3 separate regions of the Mus musculus genome follow, and all the other regions are linked to region 3. The links are chromatin loops, found by intact Hi-C in ENCODE. Cell type or tissue: left cerebral cortex. All regions are shown on one strand. Each heading gives the region's core, and the rest is flanking DNA. Links, peaks and the distances in the headings are about the cores only. Region 1 holds the start of Iglon5 (IgLON family member 5). Region 2 holds the start of Ctu1 (cytosolic thiouridylase subunit 1). Region 3 holds the start of Zfp658 (zinc finger protein 658).

Region 1 (10,060 bases), core at 2,096-7,095, 74 kb after region 3:
AAGGCACATATTTATTCAGTAGGGGTATAGAAAGCCAGATATCCCATAGAGGAGAATGCTTCTGTCCCCATCTAGGCTTGGTCACCTCAGGACTGCCTTTTTCTCTTCTTTTCTTCCTCCCTCCCTTTCTTCCTTTCTTTCTTTCTTTCTTTCTTTCTTTCTTTCTTTCTTTCTTTCTTTCTTCCTTCCTTTCTTTCTTTCTTTCTTTCTTTCTATCTTTCTTTCCTACTTTCGACTGCCTTTTTCTTTTCTTTCTTTCTTTCTTTTTTTCTTCCTTCCTTCCTTCCTTCCTCTCTCTCTCTCTCTCTCTCTCTCTCTCTCTCTCTCTCTCTCTCTCTCTCTCTCTCTCTCTCTCTTTATTTCAGATCAAAGGACGACTAAGCACCAAGGGAATGGTTATAATTTAGTCAGCAGCAGGTGGTTGGCTCTGGAGAGATGGCAGAATATATCAGAAAGAGAGGATCAGGCAGACAGCTGTGTGACATCCCTCATTCCTACAGATGAAGGGAGCAACTGAGACTTCAGTCTGAGACCTAATCAATCCAGCAACCCCCGGGACTTGATAGGTTCAACACATCCACCTTACAGAGCAGGAAACGGAGGCAGTCATGGGTTAAGAAGTCTCTGGGAAGAGGGGCAAGGAAGACATGCTGTGTTCCTCCTTGCAGAGTCCCTCCAGGGTCCTTCTGCCACTCACAGCAAAGTAGCACTGTGTAGAGACTGTGTTCTTTTTTGCGCAGTGCAGTCAATAAAGGGTGATGTCTTAGGCACGTTTCAATTGCTGTTACAAAACACCATGACCAAGGCAACTTATAGAAGGAAGAGTTTATTGAGGGCTTACAGTTCCAGAGGCTTAGAGTCCATGACCATTATAGGGGGAGCATAGTAGGCAGATAGGCATGGCATTGGAGCAGTAGGGGGCTCACATCTCATTCACAAGCACAGGGTAAAGACAGAGAACATACAAATGCTAAGTGGGAATGTGGTAGGCTTTGACAACCTCCAACTCCTCCTTGAGTGACACACCTCCTCCAACATGGCCACACCTACCAACCCCTCCCAAATAGGGAAGGCCAAGCATTCAAATACAGGACAAGAAGGAGCCATTCTCACTCAACCCACCCAGAGGTGGCTTCACAGAGTCAAGAGACAAGATCCAAACACTATGACATCGTGAGCTTCTCTAAATCCAAAAATATAAAACCCAAAATGCATCAGAACCTGAAACACTTTGAGAAAGGATCTGATCTAGTCCAGGCTAGCCTTGAACTTGATGTGTAGCCAAGGATGACCTGAACTCCTGATCTCCCTGCCTCCACCTCTCCAGTGCTGGGATTACAGGTGGGCAACACCACACCAAAATGAATAAAATATTTTTAAAAATCTAACGCTTCAGAATTTAGAGTGATTTGAATTTCAGTTCTCCAGATTAGGATGTTCAACCGAAATCAAACCCTTGCTTCTTAAGTTGCTCGTGCCAGAAATGTTGTCACCACAATGAGAAAAGTATTTAATAGACATCAAACCTGCAATACTTCAAGGAACAGGAAACGGTCCGCGGTGGTGCCCAGTGGGGCAGAGTGGGTAGAACTGACCTGTGTGCTATGTACCTGACCTGCTCTGTGCCATTCTGTCACACACTGGCGGTCGCTGCCCTTTGCCTGTTTTCCACTTGCCTACGTTAAGGACTCATTAAGGCTGGGGCTACAGGTCAACAGTAGATTGCCAGCCTAGAATGCCCAAGTGAAGAGCTAGGGGTGTGGCTTAGTGAGAGTCCCTGCCTAGAACCCCCCGACAGTGAGAGCCTTGAGTGTGACTCAGAAGTAGCACATCTGCCTAGGCTCCCCTCCAGTGAGAGGGCGTGCTCAGAGGTAAAGCATTTGCCTAGAGTCCCGCATTGAAGGGATAGGGGCTGGCTAAGGGGTATATGTCTTGCCTGGGAAGCCCAAGCAAGGTCTTGGGTTCAAATTAGGGATTCAGTGAATTCTCCTACAACTTATGCGAGCTGAATTGAGTCCAAAGAGTGGGGACCTCCCCCCATCACAAAACATGAAAAGGGAACTATTTCCCCACTGTTTCTTAGCTAACTTAGCTCTTCAAAAAGAAATTAAGTAAATTTATTTGTTTGTATGGGAGTTGGATCTCTGGGTCTGAGGGAAGAAACTGAGATTGGACCCTGTCTAAGGGAGGAGGCTGGTTCCTGGACTCCCAAGGTCTGACGGAGGAGGCTAGGGTCTGTGCATCTGGGTCTGAGGAAGAAGGTTGGGGCTCTTGCACCTGGGTCTGAGAGAGGAAGATTTGGTCTAGACTCCTATGACTAAGGGAGGAGGCTCTGGGGTCTGTACACCTTGGGTCCGAGGGAGGAGGGACAGAGCCGGAGTCTGCAGGAGGGTTGGGCTCCTTCAGCAGAAGGCAGCTGGATGAAGTGCATCTCAGGCCAGGATTCTGGAGACCAGGAGGACGCCGGTTGCCCGGGGGAGGGCGGAGGAGGGGCAGGGCCACAGTAACAAAGGCCTCTCCCTCCAACGAGCAACCCCCCCCGGCCCCGCCTCCGCGGCCCCCCTCCTGCCCTGATTGGCCGTTCTCCCTGCCCGTCAGCACCACCCCCCCTCCCTGGGTCTGCAGCAGCTCCGGCCACCTCGTCGCGCCCCCCCAGCCCCCTCCCCCCGCCCCCGCCGCCCCCCGGGCCGGTGCAGCCGCAGGCGGGGTTCCCCTCCCCCTCCCCCTCTCCCCCAGGCTCGCGCGCCCCGACCGCCCCCTCCCCTCCCCCTCCGCGCCGCCGCGATGCCCCCCCCTGCGCCCGGGGCCCGGCTCCGGCTCCTCGCCGCCGCCGCCCTGGCCGGCCTGGCCGTCATCAGCCGAGGTACCGCAGCGCCGGGGGTGGGGGGCTCGGCGGGGAACCCTGAGGTCCTGGGAAGGGGTACAGGACCGGGGTGGGGGCAAACAGGGAGTTCCCCCCGGGGGGATGCGGAGGTCTGGAGCCAGAGACCTGGGCAGCAGTCCTAGGCTGGGCAGGGGGTCCTTGGGTGCATGGATGCGCGCTGGGCACAGGGATGCACGTCCTCGTCTGGTCAGCTGCTCCATCACTAGCAAGGGGGTCTCAGACACCTGCTGCCGGCCTGGGGCGGCAAGAATGTACCGCTGCTCTAGGTCAGGGAGAGGCTCAGACGTTGGGATGACAGTCCTCACCTGGGCAGTGTCTCCAAACTGAGTTGGGGTACCAGGCCTGGAATGATGCCCTGTTTTGTGGAGGGGGATCTTGTCTTAGCGTTTTTTGGAGAGGGTTCCCTGCGCAGTCCTTGCCTGGGGACTGGGCTCTGCGTCTTTAGGTGAAGGTAGAGGAGGGAATGTGTTCCCAGGGTTAGCAAGCAATGAGGACAGATTGTCCACAGACTGAAATCCCCAGTCCCAGGAATATCAGGAAAGGGGTTGAAACTCCCTATGCGGGTTTTCCTCTCGGCATCTGGGGTGTTTGCAGTTAACTGGGAGATGGTCCTGGAAAGCCAGAAAGTTGAGGTGCCAGACTAAGAATTCTGATCTTAAAAGTCTTTGATGGAATGAATATTTGGGGTGGGGGTTGGGCTGGAGAAGACAGGACAGGAAGGGTTAATGCAGGATCCCAAGGTTACTAGTCTCAGCCAGTTCCGTGGGCCTGGAGACCCTCTCTAACAGCAGGAGTGAGTCCTGCCCTGAGGATGCTTCAGGACTGTGCCTCCCCTGCAGGGCATGTCAAGGAGCGTAGAGTCAAGGAAATGGCACAGAAGGAAGAGGGATGGGCAGAAAGCTGAGCTGTGGGTACCCAGGAAGCCAGGAAAGTGTTAATCTGGTGTTTCCACATCACTTCCTCCAGGCCTTGTCCAATCAAGCATTCCAGAATCAGGGTCATGCTATGCCACCAGGGACAGTAGTCCCCAACATTGTGACCCCAGCAGCCCCAAAGGAAGCAGCTATCTGGTCCTCCAATCAAGTCACCCACAGCCACACAAACATCACAGCTTTACAGCCAAGCCACACCTGCAGACTAGAGAGTCACGCAGGCCGCCCACGCACAGATCCGATGGGGGAGGGCATGGATTCTGCCAGGAGTGGAATGGGCTGGAAAGTCCACCCCTTACCACAGTAGGAGGCTGAGCCCTGCCTGACCTGGCGCCTTTCTCTCCTGTTACTGTAGGCTGCTTCTGGGGGCCCTATCTCCAGTCTCTGCTATTGGATGGTGACATTCCCTGTCTCCCTGGGCTGTTTTCCTATCCCTGCTGCTTTCTGCACAGTGGCACATCTGCCTCTCTAACTGAGCTCCATCCCCCAACCCCCATGTTTGAGTCCCTCCACCTCCCTTACTCCCTCTCTTATACACTGTACCCTCATTCACTGTGGCATCTGTTTCTTCCTTCCCCTTACTGTACGTCCTTGAACCCTGACTGCTACCCAGCTCTCTTCTTAAGGTAGTGACTGTCCCATTTGCTAATACTACTCTCTAACCATTTGCAAAACATTACTATGAACATGCCTCCGGGTGAGGGGCTTTTTTTGTCAAAGCCATATGACCTTGATCAGGTCTCTGGTCTTGGGTACCCCGTCTGAAAACTGAGCAAGAGAAGATGAGACCCAGTGGGGGTGAACTGAGATATATCTACCTGTTGGGTAGGTGCCCCATTTGTATCCCACTGTTACTTTGGAGAGGAAAGACACCCCATTTTGTAAAGTATGCATCCATGTTTCTCATGAGGAGCATGTATGAACCAAATCCCAGACCCCAGCTTGCTCATATACAGTTATGTATTTTTCTAGTCAGAGTCTCACTATGTAGTCCAAGCTGGCCTGGAAATTCAGGGTGATCTTTGTGTCTCAGCCTCCCAAATGCTGACTACAGGCATAAGCCTGGACCATTCAATCTCTCTCTCTCTCTCTCTCTCTCTCTCTCTCTCTCTCCCTCTCTCTCTCTCTCTCTCTCTCTCTCTCTGTGTGTGTGTGTGTGTGTGTATACTCATGCTAAGGTCTCAATATGTAGCCATAGTTGTAGACCATGCTGGCAGCCTTGAACTGTAGGCAATCCTCCTGCCTTTTCTTCCTAGATCCTGCGACTATAGATATGGGCTACCATGCCCAGTTCTAACACACACCTGAGAGAAGCTAATGGATCAGGGGCCAGGCAGCAGAGGAGCACACTCCTTTAGCGTTCTCTTCCTTTCACAAAGTCATTCCACACAACTTTCAATGCAAAGCAAAGAAGGCCTGGTTGGTTCTTGCTAGTGTTTTCATCCTAAAGTAGAAATCAGGACAGCCCATTTCTCTGTTGTTGGCTTATTTACACTTAGCAAAACCTCCCTGGCTGTGTAACTATGAACCTGCAATTAACCCCTCCATTTCCCACCCTGCCTAAATCTTTTATGCCAACACTACCCACACATTTACATACTCACCCACAAAAGGAAACTATGCTGACTGGAGATGTGGCTCAGTTAGTTGGTAGGATGCTTGCACACCTGTATTCCCTGCACTTGGGAGGCAGAGGCACAGAGGTTCAAGGGAGGAAGACCAGAGGTTCAAGATCAGCCTCTGCTACATAGCCAACCTAGGCTATTTGACCAACCTACTGTCTCAAAACTAACTGCATTAAAAAAATCAGCAGAGTGTGTGTGTTGGTAGGGAGATGCCTCTTGCTCGTGGGGCAGCTGGAGGGGAGAAGGCAGTGCACACAGCAGCCAGGAATGAACCCAGTGCCACCCAACTCAGCATCCTTGTATCAGGCTCTGACTCTTGATCCTCCCCCCTTGTTTCGTTTTTTAAAAAATATTATATTTTTATATTTCATTTGCATAACTGTGTGTTGGAGGTCAGAGAACAGCTTGTGGGAGTTCTCTTTCCACCTTGTGGGTCCAGAGTATTGAACTCAGCCTTGGCAGCCCAAGCTGGTCTGGAACACTGGGCAGTCAGGTAGTTTTCCTGTTTTGTGGATAGCCCAGGATGGCCTCAAGCTCGGAGCAGTTGTCATGTCTTACTGTCCTCGGCACCAGAATTACAATCGTGTACCTCCTCGCCTGCTTCATTGGCTTAGCAAATATTTCATATACTGTCATTCTGAGCTCCTGAGAAATGTGTTGTGTGGTTAGGGACAGGGAGCAAGCCAGAGCAAGCACTGTCTCATAGAGTCTATAGTGAAAAGAAGACATGTCAAGAATCAGATGGGGAAAAAAAATCTAGCAAACAAGTAGATAGTTCATCTCAGAGAGTATCACATAATGGGAAGAAGCTAGCGGTGCCCTCGAGAATGTGTTGTCCATTTTGGGGAGGGCATCCAGAAAGCTACCCCTAGGAAGGTGAGAAGAGGGTTGAGGCCTGAGGAAGAAGAGAAGCCAGCCTTGAATAGATCCCCCAAGAAATGTGCAGTAAAGCATGGCTTGATGTTTGGGGACCCAGACATCACCTGGGTGGAAGCCCCCAGGTTTCTGAGTTTAGCAGAGAGGTGGGCTCCTGGGTGCCTGTTGTGTCAGAGGTTACCCCCTCTGCATCTCTTCCCTGGCGCCTACAGGAACTCCCACAAAGTCTCCAGATCCAGGGTTCCTCACTAGCAATGACTTCAAGGACTGTAGAATCATTCTCCGCCCAGTCTCCACCCAAGGATCCCAGCTTGGCCTGAGGTTCATCCAGATTCTCAAAGAGTCTCACCACTAATTTCTGGGCACAGAGCTTTTCAGAAATCTCTTCTTCCTCTGACTGTGGCCTCTATTTATTGATTTATTCTGCTAGTCTAGACTGGAAATCTCACAAGAGCAAAGAACTGACCTCACAGGATGTCTCTCAGACCTTCAGCTCTCTTTCCTGCTTGCTTGCTTGCTTGCTTTGATTGATTGATTGATTGATTGATTGATTGATTGACTGACTGATTGATTGATTGATTGATTGATTGATTGATTGATTTTTGAGACCTAGTTGAACTTTATGGTTCAAACTGACCTGGAACTCAGTCTGTAGCCCAGGCTAGCTTGGAACTCTGTAGTTAAGATGACCTTAAATTGGGGGCAATCCTCCTACCTCACTTTCCAAGTGCTGGTATTACAGATAAGAGCCACCAAGCCTGATGTTCACAGCAGCTCTCTAATCCACCCTGTATCCAGTAGAAGAGGCAGGCTAATCATCCTTTTTAGTTGCCAGTGGAGAAACTGAGTCCCAGAGTGATGGAGGTACGTTTGTACCTGAGGGACGGGGGGACCCTTAATCCTGAGGCTCCACCCTTTCTCCTGGGACAAGCTAGGGGCAGGGTTGCTAGAACACATATTGACAGGGTGTCTTGCAGGAGTGGCAGACTTCAGAAATATCTGCCAACTAGACAGCCCTTCCGCTGCCCCAGTCAGGGAGGCTGACACCAGGTCAGAGAAGGCAGTTTGCAATTCTTTAAAAAAAAGAAAAGGAAAGGAAAGAATGTGCTTTTAGGTGTGCCAGGGCTATTTTATATGTCAGATGCAGATGCCAGACCATTTGCTTGTCTCATCTGAAGGCACCACTCCAGAAAAACTTGCATTGAATTCTTATTCTTCATTTTCTTCAGATGGGGAAACTGAGGCTCAGTCCATGGGGATGCGTAGTCAAGACATGGCAGGGTAGACACTGGGCTTCCTAGCCCAGGCTTCTCTGAAATCTGTTACAAGTGTTCAGAGCCTTCTCCTTCCTCTCCACAGGCTCCTCCCTGATCTGAGCAAGGCACAGACCTGGGTCACACAGACAAAAACAAAAACAAAACAAAACAAAACAAAACAAAAAAACATGTGGGAGTGAACCATGTGGCCAAGTGGGCAAGAGCATTTGCTGCTCTTGCAGAAGTCCTGGGTTTGGCTTCCAGGATCCATATGGCATCTCTCAGCTGACACCAACTCCACTTCTAGGAGATCCAACACCCTATTCTGGTCTCTCTGGATGCTTCTGCATGCACATGGTGCACATAAATGTACACAGGCACACATATGTACACATAAAGTACAAATACTTGAATCTTGATTTTTAAAAATTTCTTCACCCAGAAATTCCAGGTCAGATGAGGGAGGTACTATAGACATTTAAACTGGCCACCTAGAACTCATGCTCATGGAGGGGCTCCCTGAGCAGTCACAGAGTTCTTCCTAAATGGGGTATTTATGTTAGGGATTTGAGGAATGAGAAGGAGTTCAAGAGTTGAAGAGTCACAGGTATACATCCATATTTATTCAGACAATGGTTATTTCCAAGACAACTCCAGTGGGAACTGGGAGACACTAGGGACATAGGTCTGAGTCACAGTGAGGCTCTGCCCCTAAAACATGTCTAATCTGTCAGGGAGATGGGTGTCATGTGTGAATTTAGTTACAATGGAGAGTACCCAAGTTCTGTAGGAAGGAAGGCCAGTCTTGGTGGAGTTTGGGAGTGTGCCTAAGCAGGGTTTACACATTAGCACATTAAACATCTTTCGAGACTTGCTGTGGGCTAGCCATTGAACTGGACTGTGCTGCAGCCCTACACGTGCCAACAGTTGGGAAACTTAGGCAATAGCAGGCGGATTTATGTTCAGTAACTCCTAAGATTATCTTTGGGGCCAGGCATGGCAGCCCACACCTTTAGTCCCAGCACTGGGGAGGCAGGGGCAGGTAGATCTCTGTAAGTCTGAGACTATCCTGGTCTACATGAGTTCCAGGACAGCCAGGACTATGTAGAGAAACTCTGTCTCAAAACAAAACAAACAAAAAGGTTGTTTTTGTGTATATGAGTTACTGCCTGCCTTGATTGCCACACTCTTTGAATGAAGCCCAGAGAAGGGCTAGGGCCCCTCAAGGTTGCCCAGCACCAGATCTCTGAGTCTGAGCTTTAGTTGTTTGCTTTGTTTTTGTTTCTGTTTGTTTTGTTTTTGATTGTTGTTGTTTTGTTTTGTTTGGATTTTGCTTTTGTCTTGATACATATATGCAGGCCTGAGGTATCCATATTCACAGTCAAGGAGCTAAAGACCCATTGAGAGACAGGCTCAGTTATCACATGTCTCCTAGGACAAGACCACTTTGATTCAAGGTTACGTGACCTGAGCACAGAGGCCAGAGTTCACCCGAGCCACTGGAGAAGAAGGGATTTGAGGGCTCAGCGGACTAAGGAGCAGAGAGAGGCATATATGGGCTACAAGATACCCCTACTGGAGGCAGGAGGGTGACACTGAGATACTGAGACTTGACAGTTGGTCCCAGGGGCCATTGGAGACTTCTGAAGTGGCCATGGCAGTGCTGGGAAGGTTCCTATGGCAAGGGTGACTCGTGCTGGTCCCTCTGCCTGGAGGAGCACGGCTGAGCTCCTTCCTGTGACTGGGGCCTCCACTGTTTATCCCGGGGCCCTCGTTCTCACACTCACCCTGCGCGGGTGGGACTAGACATGTCCGCTCCAAAGGTCGGCACCTTGGACAGCTCACTGGTTCCCATCTGTCTTCTCTTCAGAGCAATGGGGACTTCCAGCAATATCTGTGAGTGTCCTGCGTTGTCACGACTGTGGGATGGGGGAGCTAAGTACCCTGCAGTCCCCAGGAAACTCCAGGGGAACTCAGTGGGCTGAGGTTGAGGGTCTTTTCTATGAAACTACAAGAGCTTAGCATGCTGTGGGTGTGTCTAGGTTGACCAGCCTAGGAAGGAGTCTTGGTGCCACACACAGCTGTGTTCCTGAACTAAATCTCACATTCCCTCACTTCCTTTAGTCTGGGTGTGTATTTGATCTGTGACTTTCAGACTTGTGTGTGTGTGTGTGTGTGTGTGTGTGTGTGTGTGTGTGTGATCAGAGGTGACCTCCTGATATACTCACCAGATTCTTAGACAGGGCAGCCCCTGTGTGTCAGAGGGCATGTGACAATGTGGTTGTCTGTTCCCTTGGACAGATGGTGCAGTGGGACTCCAGAGCCTTCCAAACTGGGTATAGTGGTTGTGTGCTCAGGCAGGTACCTGCAATTCTAAGTGAGTGGACTTTACAGCTGTGTATGGGGAGCAAGGCTATTGTCAGTGGAACCATAAAGGGAAACCGGGGTGACTCTGCACCAATGCTGTTTGGCCTTTGGAGTCTGCCT
Region 2 (10,060 bases), core at 3,088-8,087, 110 kb before region 3:
GAGGGCTCCAGATGTTTGGATTTTAGTAGGGGAGGTAAGATACTGGAACCCCGCATGAGGTCCTGATTGCTTCCCCTGGAAGGCATAGTGGCCTCTTCTAGGCACACAGAAGCTGCGTGCATCTCCTCTACATCACCAGCTGTAATGAATCAGTAAAATCTCTCCAAGCTCAGGCCTCTCCCCCAGACCACCTCATCTCCAGCGTGGACTACCCGGGAGCATCCCGCCTTTCAGAACAGGTCAGGCTGTCCCTGGGATTTACCACAATGACCAGAATGATCTGGCAAATATTTGTTTACTGTCAGGAACTTCCATGAGGTCAGGACCGGTACCACTGAGCACTGCATCTCAACTCCGACCTCCCTGATTCCTTTCACCGAATGGTGTCCTGCAGTGGAGCTCAGGTCTGTCCTTCCAGATGCTCAGACTAGAAGCCCTGAGGTCTAGGACCACTCTGGTCACTCATCCTGTGTGGGGCTCAAAATTCAAAGTCCAGTCTTGACTTGTTCTCCAAAGGTCCCTAGTCCATCCTCAGAACTCATGCTCAGATCCCCTAAAAGGATACAGCCAATCCTTCTGTGGCCTCAGATGCCAGACACTTCCCACCTACTCCATGGCCAGGGCTGCAGTAGAATTCTAGTAACTCGTCAGGAGTGGTAACGCACGCCTTTAATCCCAGCACTTGGGAGGCAGAGGCAGGCGGATTTCTGAGCTCAAGGCCAGCCTGGTCTACAAAGTGAGCTCCAGGACAGCCAGGGCTATACAGAGAAACCCTGCCTCGAAAAACCAAAAAAAAAAAAAAAAAAAGAATTCTAGTAAATCGCTGTATCTAGGGTAAACTTTAGAATGAAATGGTTGTCTTTCAGTGTACCAAGAATAGACATCAAAATGAATTGTTCTCTAGAAGTACTTTGACCTTGAAGACGTCATCGCAGAAGACGTAGATCATTTTCTATTGTCTATGAAGTTGTTTTCTGAAGGAGCTTTAGGGCCTTGGCATGACTTGGTACAAGACAGTCCTGATACATATGCGATGTCTTGCATTATTGAGTACAGCAAACAGTCCACAAGAGGGACCAAAGTTTCAGGGGTGTGATGTTTCCTTTGATGAGGAGTTTTGGTTTGAGAAACTTTTTAACCCCCCCCCCCAAAAAAAACAACTTTTGTGAAGAAAAAAAAAGACTACCTCCACCTAAATCTTCACATATTATTTAACTATGCAACCTAATTCTTATTTTATTTTAAAAGTTTTTCTGCTGCCCAGAAGTACCTGTCCTAAAGGAGACACAACCTAAAGTAAACGCTAAATAAAAAGAAAGAGCCTGACGTTCAGTTCATTGAGGCTGGACCTCCTTGCTGCCTTGGAGCCCGATTACATTCTAAGGTGACCCTCATTGTTTGATTATCCTGCACAACTCAGAACACTGGCACAGCCTGCTTGTCTGGGTCACTGGTCTCTGCCTTGGCCTCCCCTCCTTCACGACAATTTGCATATAACAACCTGCAGATCCAGCCCAGTTACCTTTTTGACAGGTCCGTGAATGATGCTTGGGAGGCCCCGTGGCTCCTTTCCAGAATGCTCTCAAGTATCCCAGGAACACTCCTTTCCTCTGGCCCAAAGAGTTCTTTCTGATCACTGAACCCAGCAAGCAGCCCTCAAGACTCCCCTAACTCTCCTGGCTGAGCACTGCCCCTTGAACTATCCTCCTCAGCCTTTGTTTCTCCCCTTCCTCTCGCCCGGATTAGGTTCACACCAGTCTCTCCTCACTTCTCCTCACGCCCTGCCCAGCAAGCCCTAGAATCATCAGGCTCAGAGGTGCCTCCAGGCTTGACCTCCTAACGACCCACTTAGGATCCTTGCAGGGCACCTTTCAAGTGCTCCCCAAATCTGTCCCTTCTGCCTGGCTTATCTGTCTCCTGAGAGTGCCCACCACCTTCTACCCCCGCATTTATGCAGAATGGCGTGTAAATACACTCTCTGTTCTCAGTCATCTAATCCTGTGAGGGGGTTGCTATTGTAAGGAGTAGCTTACAGACACACGCAGAAACAGAAAAGGGGGATACCACATCAGTAGTAGCCCTGAGATCATGGAGGGAACCTGGTTGATAGATATATCAGTAGTCTTTAGCTGACGGAGCGAACAGGGCTTATGCTAATTAAGTAAGTATCTGGGATGATGGGGGAAAGAATTGTGTACAGACTGGCGGCAAACCCCCGAGGTAATAACAGGCGTGGTGGTGCACGCCTTTAATCCCAACACTCAAGAGGAAGTGGCAGTTGAATTTCTGCAAGTTCCAGGCTAGCCTGATCTACAAAACAAATTTCAGGGGTGCCTCCGGGTGGCCAACTCTCCTAAAGGGCAGAAGAGGCGTCACCAGAACATATTTAACAGGGGCAAGAGAAGGCAGATGATCTGTTACCACCAAATGAACAAAGCGGCCTGGCAAGAGACCAGACTAGGAGATCCTGGCCAGAACGCGAGTTGACAATCATAAAAGCGAGTGCCAAATCTCTAGAAAGACCTTCAGCTCTCCCGTGGCACCATGGCCCCAAGCCCGTAGGAACCGGAGGAAGAGGAACACTAACCTGAGTGGAACGAGCTGAGTACTCTGCCTGCCACGCGGAAGCCTGGAGCGGAAAAATGCCCTGGGACTACAATTCCCATAAGGCCTTGAACTGCTTTGCCTACGACTTCCAGAATGCAACAGCTCCAGACGCGGGCCTGTAACTCTACAGCAGCTTGGACTCCAATTCCCAGAAACACTTGAGAGTACAGCTTTCCTTCTGCCAAATGCCTCCCCACGGGCCGACTCTGTAGGGCGCACACCAGGGCCTGGGAACCGAGCCCAGAATCCTGATGTTGTCCGGCAACGCGAGGTCACCAGAAGGGAAGTTGAAATCAGAAGTGGTTGAAATCAGAATGGCTGCAGTATAATTTCCTAGTTTTGTGGACTATCATATACTTCTGCTACTTGCTTGCTTCTCAGTCTCTGTTACTGTTTCCCCCTCCCTCTTCTCTGTGTCTCTCTCCCTTGCTCTCTCTTTCTTTGATTCTCTCCCCAGGATCTTACCATGTAGCCTAGGCTGTCCTGGAGGAACTAGCCATATAGACCAGGCTGGCCTTGAACTCAGAGACCCACCTGCATCTGCCTCCAGAGTGCTAAGATAAAAGGTGTATGCAATCTTGCCCCTTTCTGTCTTCCTTCCTTCCTTCCTTCCTTCCTTCCTTCCTTCCTTCCTTCCTTCCTTCCTTCCTTTCTCACAAAGGTGGAAGGAGTCCAGATGACACACAGCTATGTAAGCTATTGTAATACACATCAGTAAATTGTCGTCTTGTACTGTTTAAGGTCACCGGGAACCTGGCGTCCCAGCCCGACTTTAGACCCAAGCATTTTGTCTTAAAGCGTTCTCCAAGACCGCTTCCTCAGTCACCAGCCGGCTTCCTGGTCCTGTGAGAAAGTGAAAGAGAACAGCCAAATAAAGTGGAAACGCTACTTCCTTAAGAACAGGAGAGTAAGTTCTTAGAAGAAAAATAGTGTATCCTTGAACACAGATAGGATGGGACCCATTCCCAGAGACCTCTGCTACTTCTCATCCCATAGGACATCTGTGGTGGGAATGGTTAGTTGGGAGTCTGTCTTCCTGGGATCCTCTTCTTCAGCCTCCTGCAGACTGTGTGTGGTTCCCAGCTTCCCCAGTCTGTTTCTACTGGATGTTTGTTTCATGTCTGACCTGGTGCCCCATTATCTTTCTGCAGTTTGCTGTTTATGCACTTGAAATGAAAAGCATTCCTACTGTGGATCATTCTCCAGTTTCAGACAGCTTTCTACCGACGAACCACACTCCAGCCCCTCACTAGGGGATTCTAGGTAGGGACTCGATTATTGAGCCACTTACTACCCAGGAACTTACTGGGAAATTCTAGGCAGGGGTTTTAACACTGTGCCACACCCTAGCCTCTCATTAGGGGATTCTAAGTGGATGCTCTATTACTAAGCTAGGTATATTCCCAGCACCTCATTGGAGAAACTCTAGGCAGAGGTTTTAATAGTGAGCCATGCCCCAACTCCTCAGTATTGGTATTAGGTAAGCACTCTAATACTGAGCTATAGCCCCAGAATGCACCACTTCTATGCTTTTTAAATTTAAACAGGGTCTCGCCATGTGGCCAGTGCAGTCCTCAAACTTATAATCCTTTGCCTCGGTCCTCCAAGTAGCTGGAATTACGGCCCTGAGCTACCAGCCTGGGTTCAGCTCCGTGGTTCTCAACCTTCTTAATTTTGCAACTCTTTCACACAGTTCCTCATGTTGTGGTGACCCCAGTCATAAAATTATTTTTGTTGCAACCTCATAATTGTAATTTTGCTGCTCTTATGACTCATAATGTGTGTATCTGTGTTTTCCAATGGTCTTAAGCAACTCCTGTGACCCCAAAAGGGTCACAGCCTACAGCATGAGAACTGCTGACCTAGGCTATGGGAATAGTGCTTCAGCACCACAGATAGAGCGAGCTTAGATAGATAGAGCGAGCTTAGATAGAGCAAGCTTAGAGCGAGCCCACTTGTCTGGCCTGTCTACTCTGTCCTGTGGTCCTTATGTGCCAAGCCCCTCTTCATCAGCATCCCAGACAAATTGATTCCAGCTAAGTAAGGGAAGAAGGAGAAAGACTTCACCACACTGCAGAGAATCAAGGACCAACGCAGACATCTGGTTGGTCCCCTCCACAGCCCTAAAGAAATGTGTGACCAAGTCCTGGGCAGGCAGTTTTCTGGGGTCGGTGTTGTTGTGTAAAATGGAGAAACTTCCAGGTCTGGGGCTCAGGGGGGAGCACACTAAGAGGTCCAGAGGACTAGGGATTCCTAGGAGAGCTCATGAGTTGGCGAACTTAAGTCTCAGTTGTTCTGAGTTCTTGAGTGAGGAGAGAAAGAAAGGAGTCCAGGCCCCACCTTTCTGGTTGAGTTTATGGCTTCGTGTCCTAATTTGCTTCCCTGCTGCTGTGATAAAACACTGACCGGAACTAATTTGCATTTATTTTAGCTTAGAGAGCACAGTCCATCGTTAAGGGAAGCCATGGGAGGAGCTCAAGTCAGGAGCTTGAAGCAGAAACCTTGGAGGAACTCTACTTACTTACTTCCTGGCTCACATTTAACTGCTTTCATAATACTAGGAGGACCACCTTCCCAGGAGTGGTGCCATGGGAGGTCCACCTTCCCAGGAGTGGTGCCATGGGAGGTCCACCTTCCCAGGAGTGGTGCCATCTACAGTGTGCTGGGTCCTCCCATATCAGTCAGCAATCAATAAGATCTCACATAGGCCAATGGGATTGAGGCAATTTCTCAATTGAGGCAATTTCCTTCTTTTTACGTTGTCTTAGGGTTTCTGTCACCTTTCCCCAGTGACACATTTACTCCGACAAGACCACACCTCCCAGTAGTGCCAGTCCCTATGAGCCTATGAGGCCGTTTTCATTCACAGGGCCACAGAGGTCTTACCTTTCTGTATTAGTCACGGTCCCCGTGGGCTGCGGCTTTGCTCATCTTTTGCTAAGCATCAGAGCTTATTTGTGTCTTAAGAGATGTGAATCAACAAGGCCACACTGGCTTCACTGCACCCTCAGTTTTGTTCTGGGCTCTTTCAGGACGTGACACTTGAGAGGGCAACCTTTGCTGGGGCGGGATGGCTGACCTCAAGCACTCACCCACACAGGCCACTCTCCATAAGAGAGCCAAGAATTCCTCAGGTTTCTAGAAGCCCCATAAATCTATGAGTTGAGGATTGAGGTTGAGCTATTGGGGCCTCAGAGCCTTTTAAAAGGCACACATTTTAAAAACCCAGGCATGGTAGCATGCACTTGTAATTCCAGACTCACCGGTAGGGGGTGGGAAGAGACAGACAGACAGAGGACTCCCCCGCCCCTGATTTACTGGTTAGCCAGTTAACTTACTGTTAAAGCTTATGTCTACCCGAGAAGCCCCAGATTAGTGAGGTTGTCCTCTGACCTCCACATGCATGCAAACATGAGGTGACTCTTCCTACATGAATGTACCCTTCACACACATACATGATCATAGGCTCAATTCATATTTTAGGTTGGGGTCTGGGAACCACCACGCAAACCACTCAGACAATGATCTCGGTCAAACGGGGATACTTTATTAGATGGCACACCCCAAGACTGATCAATCAGGGCCATAGATCAGACTTGGGAGGTGGCTGTGACATTGAGTTAGGATCCTATAGGGTTTTTAAGCCTAAAATCCACAAACATTTGTGCCAAGTTAATTCACAAGTCAGGATGTAGGGGACTTCCTCAGGAACATGTCTTGCTTATACACGTAATGCTGCTCCCATTCGTAGGGGTATTCAACTGTGGTGAGGATTTGCCTTGCCTAACATTCATGTTCTAACTTGCCTACTAGCATGTCAGTTACCCGTGCAATATGTCTCTTTCTGCCAAATACAATGTCAGTTCCCAAGGAGGTCTTGGGAACTTAAACTTTACTCCACTCAAAATGGAAGTCTTACTCCAAATAGCTTTTTATATTGGTGCAGGTGTCTCTCTTATGTTGGGGTCCATTCCGAGGGTGGCTTATAAAAAGGGAAAAATCATAAAAGCTCAGACACAGGTGCAGGAAGTGCTGCCTGGCCATTGGTTCTGGTCCAGACTTCTTGGGGCTAACTATACAAAGCAGTTCTAGATGACTTTTATTATGATGGGAAAACACCAAAGCATAGACTATAACAAGATATGTAATTGAAAGACTCCGAAAGGAGCCCCTCGCTCAGGCCTCAGGACAATATCGGACACCCAAGAACTCACGATAGACCGAGCTTGTTGCAAACCACATGAGGCTTTATTCGGGGAAAGCCAGAGCTCTGGGGACGACTCATATACCACGCAGGGAAAGAGGTCCCAGTTTTTATAGGCCCTCGGGGGAGAAAGGAGAAGGGGGAGAGTAGGGGATTTCCAGATCTAAACAATGTCTATTCTCAAGAAATGGGTATGGGAAGGGTACAAGGAAAGAGTCTAATGAAGGTGCAGCAATGGGCACACACCACCTGGTCAGAACATTGGCAGACACACAGGTTCGAGGAGTGGCCAGAGCATTGTGCACCTCTATTTTTCTAAATCAGTGAAGCTAGTTCTGCTAACACTGACATCTATCTTGCCAATTTCAGGGCTTCTGTGACCTTTTACATTCTGTCAGGATCTTTCATAATCAGCTTGGCATGAGAACGTTTCCTAGTAACCGTGATTACAGCATTTGAGAAAGTTTCCTTGTATCATTAGTAACAGCACAAAATGGCCCGCTTGAAAGATAACAGTTACCTAGGCCTTAACACTTTAGAAGAGGCAGAGATAATGATGATGATGATGGTGATGGTGATGATGATGGTGATCAGTGTCTCTTATACTGAGTGGAATGTCATATTTGTATAGGAAATGCTTGTGGTTGTTTAGAGAATACTTCCCTCACGTGCTCACTCACTTAAGCATGTGATGCCTTGCATGATCTGTTGTGGGGCGGAATCACAACCTCTCAGGGATGATGAGAGGATCAACGAGACACGTACATAGAGAACAACTTAGTGCCGTCACTTCCTATCCCCGAGGATGGGCAGCACGGAGTCTCCTCGGTATGTCCATGCTAGCCCTTTGACTCCAGACCAGGGCCTCTGTTCTGTGTGACCAGGCTCTTCTGCGGGGACAGCAATGGCTCAGTCTCCATTGACACCATGGACAGCATCATCCTCTTATTTAAAGCTCTCCAGAACCAGTCTGTCCTGGGCAGAGACAGAGGGCATCCCCAGCTCTCATGGGCATACCTGTCACCCATCAAGATATTGCTTCCCGTAGCGAGAATTTTGCTTTCTTTGAAAAGCACAGACATACTATGGTAATATGTTTTTATTTTAGTCCCAGGTGTGGGATATGGGGCTGCTTCAGGTTGTCCACAGCAGCTGACTGTGATTTGCAGTCAGTCATACTCTAGCAGGGGTGTGATTTTGCCAGCTGCAAATAGTTTCTGCAATTGTGTGACATTTGAAATTCAGGGGACTTTTCAGAGGGTATATAAATGCTAGAGCCCTAATAGGTTGGGTGGTTGTTGTTGCTGGGTTGGTCGGGGTTTGTTAAGTAGTTGTTAAGAAGAAACAAGAAGAAATTAAATATCCTGATGGTGAAGATCAAACTTGCCCCAAGGAACTTTACACTCCCAATCAGCAGGAAGTAATCTAATGATAATATCACCCCTCCCCCCTCTATCCTTTTTTCTCTCCTATCTATAGTTAGGAGAAATTAGTGGTTTCAATAGGTTTGGCACCCATAGACTTGTGTGTTTGAATGCTTGACCCACAGGGAGTGATACTATTAGGAGGTATGTCCTTGTTGGAGGAAGTATGTTATTGTCAGGGTGGGCTTTGCCAGTCTTCCCCTGGATCCCTCCAGAACAAGATGTAGAACCCACAGCCCCTTCTCTCATGCCTGCCTGGATGCTGCCATGCTCCGACCTTGATGATAATGGACTGAACCTCTAAGCCAGCCCCAATTAAATATTGTCCTTATAAGAGTTGCCTTGGTCATGGTGTCTCTTCCCAGCAATGGAAACCCTAAGACAGGGGTTAAAGTGTGGGGGAAAAAAAGAGTGTAGAAGGATGGAAGAAAGAACAACCCACAAAGTAGCCAAAGACGGGCTACAGCTGTCCACTAGATCTGCCCTACCTGCCTTTTCTGGAGACCTGAAGACATAGCATGAATGTGTTCTACCAGGCAAATGAATGAATAATGAATGGAATGAATGAATGAATGAAGTTCCATCCAGAGTACCATGGGTCATGGGCAACAATTCATACGTATTAATTTGATCCCAGTAGACAATAGTTGACCAATGGCGTGTGAGGTGGAGAATGCATGCAATTAGACAATTCCCTGCCCATACTATTGAGATTTATATGGCAAGATACCACAAACTATAAAGCTTACAGATATCAGAGGTTTACTCCTTATAGAGCAGGAGGTTAATTGGTGCCCTGGCAGATTCAATATCCTGTGAAAGTGTATGTTCTTGAAAATGATACTTTGTCTTGTGGTCGAACAAGCAAGCAACCTCCCTTGGGTCTCTTATATAAGTAGCATTAGTCCAATTTGTGTGGGCCCATCCCTGTGACCTAATTCCTACCTAAGTGTGATGGCTAGTTTTATGTCAACTTGACACAAGTAGAGTCACCAGAGAAGGGAGTTTCAATGAATAAAATACTCCTGTAAGATAGGACTGTTGGCAAACCTGTAAGGCATTTTCTTAATTAGTGATTAACAAGGGATGGCCCAGACCATTGTGGATGGGACCAGCCCAGGACTGGTGGTCCTGGATTCTCTAAGACAGCAGACTGAGCAACCCATGGGGAGCAAGCCAGCAAGCAGCACTCACCTATGGCTTTTGGAACTTCCACTGCCTCCAGATTCTTGCCCTGCCTGAACTCCTGCCCTTCCTGATTCTGACGATGAAGTGTTGTTATGTGGAACTGTGAGTTAAACAAACCCTTTCCTCCCCAAGTTGCTTTCAGATTTGGGGTTGCATCACAGCAATAGAAACCATGACTAAAACACTAGACAACTCACCTCCGTGGCTCATTGAAGTGTTCACTACACAAGCATGAGGGTCTGAGTTCAGACGCCCAGCTCCACATAAAATCCAAGGGCAGGGTGCATGGCTGTATTGACAGTGCTGGAGTGTGGGGGAAACACTAGGCAGATGCCAGGGAGTCACTGGCTAGTGGGGGTGGGGTGGGGAGGGGACTACCTTAGGTGTGTGCTTGTTTGTTTGTTTGTTTTTGTTGATGAAATACCCTAACAAAAGCAACTTATAGGAGAACTATTTATTTACACTCTAAGTTCAAGATACTGTTGTGGGAGAGAAGTCAGGACAGCAGGAGCTCAAAGCATCCACAATCAGGAAGCAGAGAGCAATGTTTGGTGGTGCTCAGCTCAGTTTCTCCTTTTCATACAATCCAGGATCCCAGCCTAAGGAATGGTACCACCCACAGAGAAAGCATCTTCCC
Region 3 (10,060 bases), core at 3,189-8,188:
TGACACCAACAAGGATGTGGGAGCTTGGCCTCTCCTGTCCGTGCCTCCTTTCTTTTCTTTATCCTGAAGATGGCCCCAGGGCTAGGAACAGGGTAGCCTGTAGTTGGAAGAATATCTGCTTAGTGTGTAGCTTTAGAGGTCATCCAATAAGCTTTGTACTGGCTGATTGGAAAATTAATATCTTGTACTGGGCACAGAGTAATTAACTCGGAGTGTCAAAAAGTAATTGGGACAAAGCATGGGGGAAAACCATGTCCCACTTTTGATATCCCGCCATGTTCTAGCAAAAGAAGGAGGAAATATTTTCAACGAAGCCCATCCTGTATCCCCGGGCCAGCCATGCTCACCCACTGCCAAGAGGTGGCTGTAGATCTCCAGCATCACGTCCTGGTACAGGTGTCTCTGGACGGAGTCCAGGCGTCGCCACTCCTCCTGGCTGAAGTCCACAGTCACATCCTCAAAGGACACCAATCTCTGTAACAGAAAAGGTAACACTGTAACAGTCTATGATACACAGAGTGCAGTCCATTCTGAGTTACTCTTCACCAGAGAGGTAGACAGGGCACACAGCACAGCAGCTCAGCGGTTCTTTACTATGACAGATCATTCAGCTTTCCAGAAAATATCTATTCCATATTATATGAATCATATATAATATAAATATATATTATATAATGTGTGCTATATAAATATTTCAGAAGTTAAGAAAGTTCATAAAAATATCCATCTCTTGTACACTCAGATTTTCATCCCCAAAGCAGCCAGACATGGGTTGTCACTAATACTTCAAAAAAGAATAAGCAGTTTGACACTTAGAACTAACATTATTCTAGGCTTCAGGGAAGGCAGCTCAGTGGAGTGGTGAATTATCATGATTCATTGAGAACCAGGCGAGGGAGGAGTACTCAAGACTAAAGAGTTTGCACAAAATCGACAGCGATGTTTCATTTTAACTTGGGGAGTTCATTTTCATTTTCACTAATTCAGAAAAATCCCACATCAAATACCTCCAGGATCTTTGGACATAAATAATCCATCCACGAGCCAGAAGACAACTCACTGAAAGATATATTACAAATTAAAAAAAAAAAAAGCTTGAAATTGTCTCTTAAGACAATAACAGGTAGGTGTGGTGCACGCCTTTAATCCCAGTGCTCTGAAGAAAAAGGCAGGTGGATGGCTATCAGTTCACGGCTAATCTGGTCTAGGCTGTGAATTCTAGCCAGAGAAGGCTACACAATGAGACTCTGTCTCAAACAAACAAACAAACAAACAAAACAATAACAAGTATTAGACAGATTAGAAAGTTAAATAAATATTCTGCCAGAAAAAGGAAAAAAATCAAAAAAACTTTAATATAGAGAATTAGGGTGAAGGAGATGGCTCAGCAGGTAAAAATGATTGCTGCCCTGCTTGACCAAGATATACAGAGAGAGAGAGAAAGAGAGAGAGAGAAAGAGAGAGAGAGAGAGCTGGAAGTTGTCCTCTGACTTCCACACAATGCCTGAGTATGCACGTACCATTCCCCTACAATGAATGAAAACAAAATCTAAACAATCAATAATTTAAAAAATACAGTGGGGAATCAAGTTTGAATGGCAGGATTTCCAGAAGAGGGAGTGAAAAGGAAATAAATTTCTGATTCACACAGCATACAGAGACTTCAGGGAGAATAAGAAAGTGTTTCCCAACCTACACACTGACTCTAGCCAAAGGACAGGTGCTGCTACAGAAATATTTCCAATGCATCTCTACAGTGTGTGCATACATCTGACAAGTTATTTCATATATAAGTAATGGCATGTATGGTATACTGGAAGAATCTTGTCCAGTCATGGAGCTGTGTGAGAAGTCTGAATGCTTGTGAGCAGACAAGATCTGTGACCTCAGTTTCTTCAAAAACTATGGAGTTGTCCTTGGAATGGGTTTTCATGCTCCTTCCAGGTCAAGTGGATAGGAGTGAATTTACTTCAGGTTACTCATTACAACTGGGTATTGTTATTTGTTTACGTGTCTCTGGAAAAACATGGTTTTGCTGTGTGTGGCTTGTCTGCCCCATAAACCTTGCCCTTGTGATTAGACACACCTTACACATGTGACTCCCCTTAAGCCCTCTGAATATAAATTGTCTGATGCTTGGAATAAAGTTGGTCACTGCATGAGACTTTAGTCGGCCTCTGTTATGGTTTATGTATGTTCTACCCAGGGAGTGGCAGGCACTATTGGAAGGTGTGGCCCTATTAGAGTAGGTGTGTCACTGTGGGTGTGGGCTTTAAGAGCATCATCCTAGCTGCCTAGAAGCCAGTATTCTGCTAGCAGCCTTCAGATGAAGATTTCAGCTCTGCCTGCACCATGCCTGCCTGGGTGCCGCCATGTTCCCGCCTTCAGAATAATAGACTGATTCTCTGAACCTGTAAGCCAGCCCCAACTAAATGTCTTCATAAGAGTTGCCTTGGTCATGGTGTCTGCTCACAGCAGCAAAACCCTAACTAAGACAGCCTTATTTCTTGGCTCCATTCTCCCAGGTCTCACTGCCTCTAGAGCCATAAACAGTATGGATCTTATTTTTTGGCAAGGCATCCTCAGTCACTCATCTCTAAGACTTACCCGCTACGAATCCATGGCAAATGAACTCCTTCAAGAGACTCACAAAATTACAGTGGCTATGAAATGGGACAAGAAGATACAGGACTGAGGATATTGGGGGGGGGGGCACAGGTTTGAGGGCTGCATCTACCTAAGCACCAGGAGGCAGGACAATGAGTGACATGACAGACTAGGAGGTACAGGAGCACTGGCCCCTGTGCTCTGCTCTTAGCTGGAGGAGCCCAGGATCTGCTACTTCCCATGTCTGTCCTCCAGTTTTAGAGAACTGGGCCCTCGGCAGCTGCTGCTTACCTCACGGGACCCTTCCTGCTCCTGTGGGTGCAGTCTCTGGGCCTTCTGGGACAATTTCATGTCAGCAGGTATGTTTCCTCTCTTGCCTCTTTGCTGGCAGATGCAATTTTTCTCAGGAACTGGAAGCTGGTTGAGTGGCTAGAGGTTCCCAGGAGAGCAGCTGAGCAGAGAGGCCAGCTGTGGTGAGGTAGAAAAATCCCCCAGCCTGGCTGATGTGGCCTGCCTTTGACCTAAAGAGACAGCAGAAAGCCCCAGTGAGGGAATGACCTTGTATCCTCAGCCAACATTTGCCCATGAGTTTCTAAGTGCCCAAGACATGCCCAGTGTAGACATGCTAGAACAGATAATACTCAGAAAAGCCCTGTCTGGTATTGACCAGGGTGATGACAAAGAAAACCCAAACACCATAATCTGGGGTCTGGGAAGATGGCGCAGTGGGTAAGAGAGCTTGCTGCACCAACGAGAGGCCCTGAGTTCAAATACCTAGCTATCTGAAAAAGGCAGGCTTGGCTACAAATGCCTGTAAGTCCAGTGCTGTGTGGGACAAAGAGAGGAGGACCTCTGGGCTCACTGGCTATCCGCCTAGCTCCAGGTTCAGCGACAGACCCAACCTCAACAGACCCAACCTCACGGGAATAAGGCTGGGGTGATGGAACACGACACTCAGTAGCTTACTCTGGCCTCAGTGCAGGTGCACTTACAGACTCGCACCTATGCCCACACCCACATGCATAGACTACATACAACACACATGCCAAAACCCCAAACAACTCCCCTTCCCTGAATTACACGCCAAACACGATAGTTAGGAAGGATTCACTGCAGCTGCTGTACCTTTGACTTGTGAGGAGATAAGGAATTAACCTCGCTGATGCCACAGTGAGGGCGCAGGTGTGTACCATGGGCACTGGGGATCTGCAGTGATATGACGCTCAGCCTGCCCTCAGAACCCACACAGAAAGACACATGAGAACGAGCAAGCTGCTCAGGCTGCTCCTTTTTCTGAGCTTTGCTAAGCTGTTCAGACACAGCCCTCCCCAGTCCCCAACTTTTTGAGACATGGCCTCACTGTGTTGCTGTAGCTGGCCTGCGGCTCTCTGCTTCCTGAGTGCTGGGACTAAAGGTGTGCGCCATTGTGCCCAGCTCTCACGAGAGCTCTTTTAAGCATGCCACCAGCATTGATACAACCATTTCTCTCTCAGAAATGACAACTAAGCTTATGGGCTGTTCCAGAACACACCCTAAGAGGAAGAGCAGGACCAGTCCCGTTCCTTCCCTACTCTAAACCACACCCAGTGCCCATGATCTCGGGCGGTCTCTGTGTGCCCAGCACCCAGAACCCTTTCTCCTTCTGAGAGCAGAGATGTGGTGCAGTGTGGTGTGGTGATGGCCACTCCTGGCTCTCTGTGCCTGTCTAGACATTTTCGTTTTCATCTATGCCCACATTGACATCCTGTTTCTCTTCCTTAAATTCAATGGCTCAATCCCTTCCCTGACTTGGAAACCCTGCACATAAACACCAGGCCCTCGACACAAAACATTTCTCCCTTGTCCACAATGTTTTTATGGTACACAGGACATATTCACTGTCATTCTGGACTTTAAGTAACCTCTGATAAGTGGACTGACCACAGGATTAATTTAACCACGGGGTTAAAATGGGCATACCTAGTTCCCCAGAACGTTATTACTTTGGCAGCCAAGATGACAATTTACTAGTTTCCAGAGAATCTTCAATAAACTCAATAGTGATACCCAAGGAACATACAACCTCCAATAAGGACACAGGGTCCTTCTGCTCAAGTGCCAATCACTGACTCTTATTGTGACCATATGGTCTCAGCAGAGGCAGCATTGACCCGCCTCATGTCCCAGCCCTCACATAAAACGGCCCGGGGATTAGGATTTGCCTTTTAAACGTTTGCTTTGCAGCGCTAGCTCTCTACAGGAGACTACATGCTGGGAACGAAAAGGTCCTGTTTTACAAGCCTTGCTACCTGCACAAAGGCTCAACTTGCAGCTCCGATGCCTGTGCCCTCTTTGCATATGCAAATCCCCTGGCTTTTGTTCCACGTGTTCTTAGTATTAGTTCCGCAGGCAGAAGCCACAGGCTGACCGAGAATGGCTGGCTTTCCCAAATTAAGCCCAAACCACAAATAATCTCATTTTCCATTTGTATCTGCCTGTTCTCTTCTCGCAGGCTACTACTAGAAAGCAGCGCGATCGCCCTCAGAGACGCTAGCCCCAGGCTTGCGGTAGCTGGCTGCACTGTCTGTCTCTCTCAGCAACCCTGCTCTCCCAACTCCCATAGGATTCCCACCCCAGCTCAACCAGGGCATCCCTCCAGTAGCTGTGTCAGCTGTCACTCAACACAAATCAGCGCTCAACAGCACAGCATCCTCCCTGCGCCCCTGCCGCTCACCTCTCACAACAATGCAGAGAACTCTGCACAGGACGCGCAGTGTCCCTCCCTGCGACTTCCGCCCCCGGGCCCTCAGTGTTAGAATCCAAACTCTCCTGGAGTGCGGGCAACAATAACAGAACTGATCTGCGCGGAGATTTAAGCGGATATGACCGCTCGAGACCACTTCCGTTTACTGCGAATCAGTGTTCTTCGCCACCCTCCCACACCCCCTTTTTTCCCCTTGTGGAGGCTGGCGAAGCGCATGCGCGCTACTATTTGTGACGCTACAACTTGCCAATACTTCACTTGGATCTTCCTGTAGTTTCTGTTCCTTTAGGAGCTGTCATGGCCACTCCCACAATACAATGATACAGGGACCACCATCACAGTGTGCACATAAGCAGGCAAAGCTTGTGGACTGTGACACAGTGAAAGTCCAAGGCTGTCTCATATTTTCAGGGGATTTTACTTCCTACCTATACGTGTATATCAGTTATTTCCAAGAGACCGGGATGCTGCATATTACTAAAAATACCATTTTTTTTTCTGTATATTCTCAGGGACTTAAAAGATTTTTTTCCTCTAAACTAAGAAGTAAATAAAAAATAAATTAATAAATATAAAGAAAAAAAAAACTAGGTTTGTTGGGAAATGGGAATTGAAGCCATGTGGAATCTTTAAAGATGAAGGTCTGAAATAAATGTGACACTGAGGCTTTTCATGGGGACCAGAGGTGGAGAAAATCTGTTGTCAATGACAAGTGTTTTTATTTTAATTCTTCATTATTTATTGTGTGTTTTGCATATATAAGAAATAGTGTAGAGGAAGGTGGAGAGGGAGATAATGATAAATGGTGAGAGATCAATTGATGACGAAAACGTGCAGTACAGTAGAGGGAATAAATCCATAGGCCAAAGTCGAATATCTGAACAAAATGAACGATTGTGTGCAGTATCTCAGGTTAGCGTTCTCTAGTTCTGTGTAGACAAGAGTATAGCATTGAACATGGTATGATCCCCTGCTTCTGCTTTCCAGGGCTGGGGGGTGGGGGGGATATGCCATCATGCCTAGCTTCACATATGATTTTGATTGTCTTGAGAACAAATTATAGTACTGGTGCTCTTGTGACCAGGGTTTTGTGTCCAAAGATACAGCTCCGGGGGTCCCAAAAAGTAGTCTCAGCCACCCATCACCACATGCCAAATTATATTAAACCACATAAAAGTTAATATGCAAATATCAACTTCTGATCGATTCTCTGCTACATCTTAGCATATGATTGATACCCACACGCACTTATTGCCTCCCGGGCACCACCTTGCTCTTCCACAGGCTCTCTCCTTATGCTTATGACCTCTCTAGGCTGTAAATGTGGTACAGTGCCCATCTGTCTTGCAGCCTGAGTCACAGTCAGTCCACCAGGAAGATGGAGCACTTGCCCTGTGGAGGTGATGAAGCACAAAAGAAGCTGAAACTGTATGCCTCTCCTTCTTTGTGCTCCATGAGACTGACCTAATGGGCAGCTGAGGAAGTTGCCCTGTCCATACCATAAAACCACCCCATGCATCAGGAGGCTGAACCACAGATACCCTGAAAAACATTGTAGGTCAGGCATGGTGGAACACAACCTTAATCCCAGCACTTGGAAGGCAGAGGTAAGCAGATTTTTGTGAGTTCCAGACCAGCCTGGTTTATACAGTGAGTTCCAGGCCAGCTAGGGCTACACAGTGAGATGCTATATTAAAAGAAATAACAGAAATGTATACAAAACAAACTGTCTAGGAGGGTAAATTAGGTACCTGGAAGTAGTTGCTACAGTACTCAGGGCACAACACCTTAAATTGGACCTGAGATGTTTTAAGCATGAGGTGGAGAACAGAATTTTCCAGAAAAGAGTGGAAGTGAGGGTGGATAAATAAGGAAGTTCATAATAAATTCCTGGAGCTGCATGTGAGAGAGGAGGTCCCGTGATGGTGAGATTATAGGTGTCACCCAAATCCCAAAGAAGGAGCTGAGCTGGAAATGACTGTGAAAGAGCATAAGCAATTATTTATTTATAAATAGGGTCTTATGTGCCCCAGGTTAGCCTCAAATTTCCTGTGAAGCCAAAGATCAGCTCAAGTTCTGATCCTCCTGCCTCCACCTCCTGCGTGGTTAGATTACAGGAGTATAATGTATGCAGTGCAGGATATCAAGCCCAGGGTTTCTCCCTGGGCAAGCATTCTGCCAACTGAGCTAAGTCCCAGAGAGGAGCGGAGTGAATGGCCACATAAGCATTTTAAGTACAAGGCTGAGATGATCATAGACATACTTCAAAAGGATTAGCTTTCCTACAGGAATCAAGGTAAGGCTAAGTGAAGATTGGATGGTGGCCAGATCTGCATTGCAGAAGGACTGGAGACAATAAGTGCAGCCTGAATGGAGGTTACAATAGTAACACTTTTCTGCTCACCAATGGTCTCTAAACCAGGAAGGTAACACTGTACTGAGATCTTTGTAGTGTAGTGTACACTTTATAGTGTACTGAGTAATACAACTTGGATGTAGTAATAAATTTCAATATCAGCAGGGCAAGATGACCTGGTGGGGTGCAATAAAGCATGCATGCTATACACACTGAATTGATTATGGAGGAAAAAGGCATCAAACTATAATCTGGCCATGTTTCTAGGCCAGAGCTCTCAAGTGGAAGTTCAAATGGAGCTGCAAATTAATTCAGAGATTCTAGTAGTCACACTGGAATAGAAACAAATGGAATCCATTTAACAGGATTTGATTTTGCCTGAAATGTCCAAATTACTATTTCTAGATGCTCAGCTTTCAATGAGTAGCTATTACATGGAAAAGTTAAAAGATTGAGGACTCTGGGACTAGAGATATGTGTGTGAAAGAATGTCGTGGGGCCCTTTTCTCAGGAAGTATTTTCTCTAGTATTATAAAGGAATTATGAGGGGAGCTGAAAGGGCTTCGCCTCAACAGCTGCTGTGAGGAGACTTTGGTGATACGGGTTCCACAGTTGCCCGGCACTTAAGGGGTAGGATGGTTCTGAAAGGCAGCTATTTCAGCTACCCATGCGTCTGGATCTTTAAGTAAGCCCAGTAAACGCACTGGTTCACTAAGATGGACTTTGGTGCAATCATTTCTTTGGTCTGTACCTGTGAGCCTCCTGCGGCCACACTAACTGGGATCCTGAGAGGGAGGCAGGAGCTGTATGGGAGAGAACGACGAGAGAAATAATGGAGGCCAAGACATGTTTCTGTTCAAGGCCCCCCAAGTTTACTAAGAGTCTGAGACAGCATCCGGCAGTCCACCTACAGGCTGGCAACAGGCACCAAGAATGGATTGGCGGGGGGATAGGCCTACCCCCTTTATAAGCACAGACTCTTAGTAAACTTGGGGTCCTTGAACAGAAGCATGTCTTGGCCTCCATTATTTCTCTCGTCATCGTTCTCTCCCATACAGCTCCTGCCTCCCACCCAGGAACCCAGTTAGTGTGGCCACAGGTGGCTACACTCACATGGCACACATACATACATACATACATACATACATACATACATACATACATACAGGCAAGTAAAAATATAAAAAAAAAATTGAAGAATTGTTTTTGTGTACTTGACAACTACCTCTTTCCACAGTTTGCAATCCTGCTCCCAAGTTCTGTAGGTTCTCGATATTTTCTATTGTGAATCCAAATATTTCTCCCCCTCTCCTATTTGGTTTGTTGGTTTTGATTTCTTTCATGGAGAGTAACCCAGGCTGTCTTTGAATCACAGTCCTATTGTTCCATCTTTCTGGTTAGTAGGATCACAGATAACCACCATGTCTCTGTGACTGAAGTGCATTTATGATAGAAAGTGATTTTTTTTCCTGATATATTGTTGGACAGTGGAATGAGGGAGTCAGGGAGGCTGGGCTGATGCACTCTCAGGTCTGTGGGTGAACTGAGGTTTGTAGGACAGTATTGTAAGTGCTACTTAGAGAAGGCTTAACAGGCAAATTCATCTCCATCTTCATTTCTTCAGGGAAATCAGGGCCCTGGTCGAGCTGGTTCTGGTGGCCATGGTTGAGGCTGCTATCAAATTTCCACTTCTTGGTATCTGCTTCCTCTCCTTCAGGTGAGCCCTGCTCATAGAACAAAACAGGTGAGAGAAAGGCAGAGACTGCATCCTAGATCCCCAGTTCTAAACAGCTTAAGGTTTAGTATCCAGGCAGGAAGTTTGTGGGTACTGATAGTTACTCACCATACTGGAGCTATCAAAAATGTTCCCATTTGAAGAGTAGAGATCTCTAGAGAAACAGAACACACACACACACACACACACACACACGCTGGATTTATTAAAGTAGCTTACAGTAGGTTACAGTCTATGGCCTTAGTTTTCCAACAATGGCTGTCCTCTGATGAGAAGAGTGCAATGTCTGTTCAGTCCACAAGGCTGGATGTCTTTAGCATGTGCTGAAGACCTAAAGAAGTAGACTCGGATACCAGTAATTGAAGTGAGCAAGAGCAAACGCAGGCAGGCAAAGAACAAGCACTTCTCCCGTGTCTTTCACATAGGCTGCCATAAGAAGGCGTGGCTCAGATTTAAGATAGATCTCCCCACCTCAAGCGATCAGGATTAAAGGTGGGTCTTCCAACCTTAAATAATTCAGTCAAGAAAAACCCTTCACAGGAGTGCCCAGCCCCTGGGCTTGATTCCAGATGTAGTCAACATGACAGCTAAGAATAGCCATTGCAGGGAAGAAGGCTGT

What was found. Hi-C counts contacts between places; a loop is a spot of excess contacts. Peaks named below come from ENCODE experiments on the same cell type or tissue, not always from the same donor. Only the 100,000 strongest peaks of a DNase experiment are listed, where the experiment ranks them.
Region 1: a loop joins it to region 3, with 2.9 times the contacts of the local background. A loop is called at or near these places in 5 of 42 quality-filtered maps.
Region 2: a loop joins it to region 3, with 4 times the contacts of the local background. A loop is called at or near these places in 8 of 42 quality-filtered maps.

What each region holds. Positions count from the first base shown.
Region 1 is chr7:43,482,748-43,492,807 of GRCm38, reverse strand. It overlaps Iglon5 (IgLON family member 5), which reads left to right and starts at 2,597. Exons shown (of 8, transcript NM_001164518.2): 1 at 2,597-2,863. The coding sequence starts at 2,785. It overlaps 4931406B18Rik (RIKEN cDNA 4931406B18 gene), which reads left to right. Exons shown (of 8, transcript NM_028737.3): 8 at 1-764. In left cerebral cortex, for the core only: no CTCF peak of the experiment used is centred there; DNase peaks (open chromatin) are centred at 2,478, 3,165 and 3,986; H3K4me3 peaks cover 2,251 bases; H3K27ac peaks cover 2,212 bases.
Region 2 is chr7:43,664,603-43,674,662 of GRCm38, reverse strand. It overlaps Ctu1 (cytosolic thiouridylase subunit 1), which reads right to left and starts at 2,632. Exons shown (of 3, transcript NM_145582.1): 1 at 2,588-2,632. It also overlaps a transcript of Siglece not described here. In left cerebral cortex, for the core only: a CTCF peak has its summit at 5,848; a DNase peak (open chromatin) is centred at 3,415; H3K4me3 peaks cover 82 bases; H3K27ac peaks cover 88 bases.
Region 3 is chr7:43,557,682-43,567,741 of GRCm38, reverse strand. It overlaps Zfp658 (zinc finger protein 658), which reads right to left and starts at 5,372. Exons shown (of 5, transcript NM_001008549.2): 1 at 5,321-5,372; 2 at 2,899-3,128; 3 at 348-474; 4 at 1-97. The coding sequence starts at 2,958. In left cerebral cortex, for the core only: a CTCF peak has its summit at 5,517; DNase peaks (open chromatin) are centred at 4,935 and 5,558; H3K4me3 peaks cover 1,892 bases; H3K27ac peaks cover 992 bases.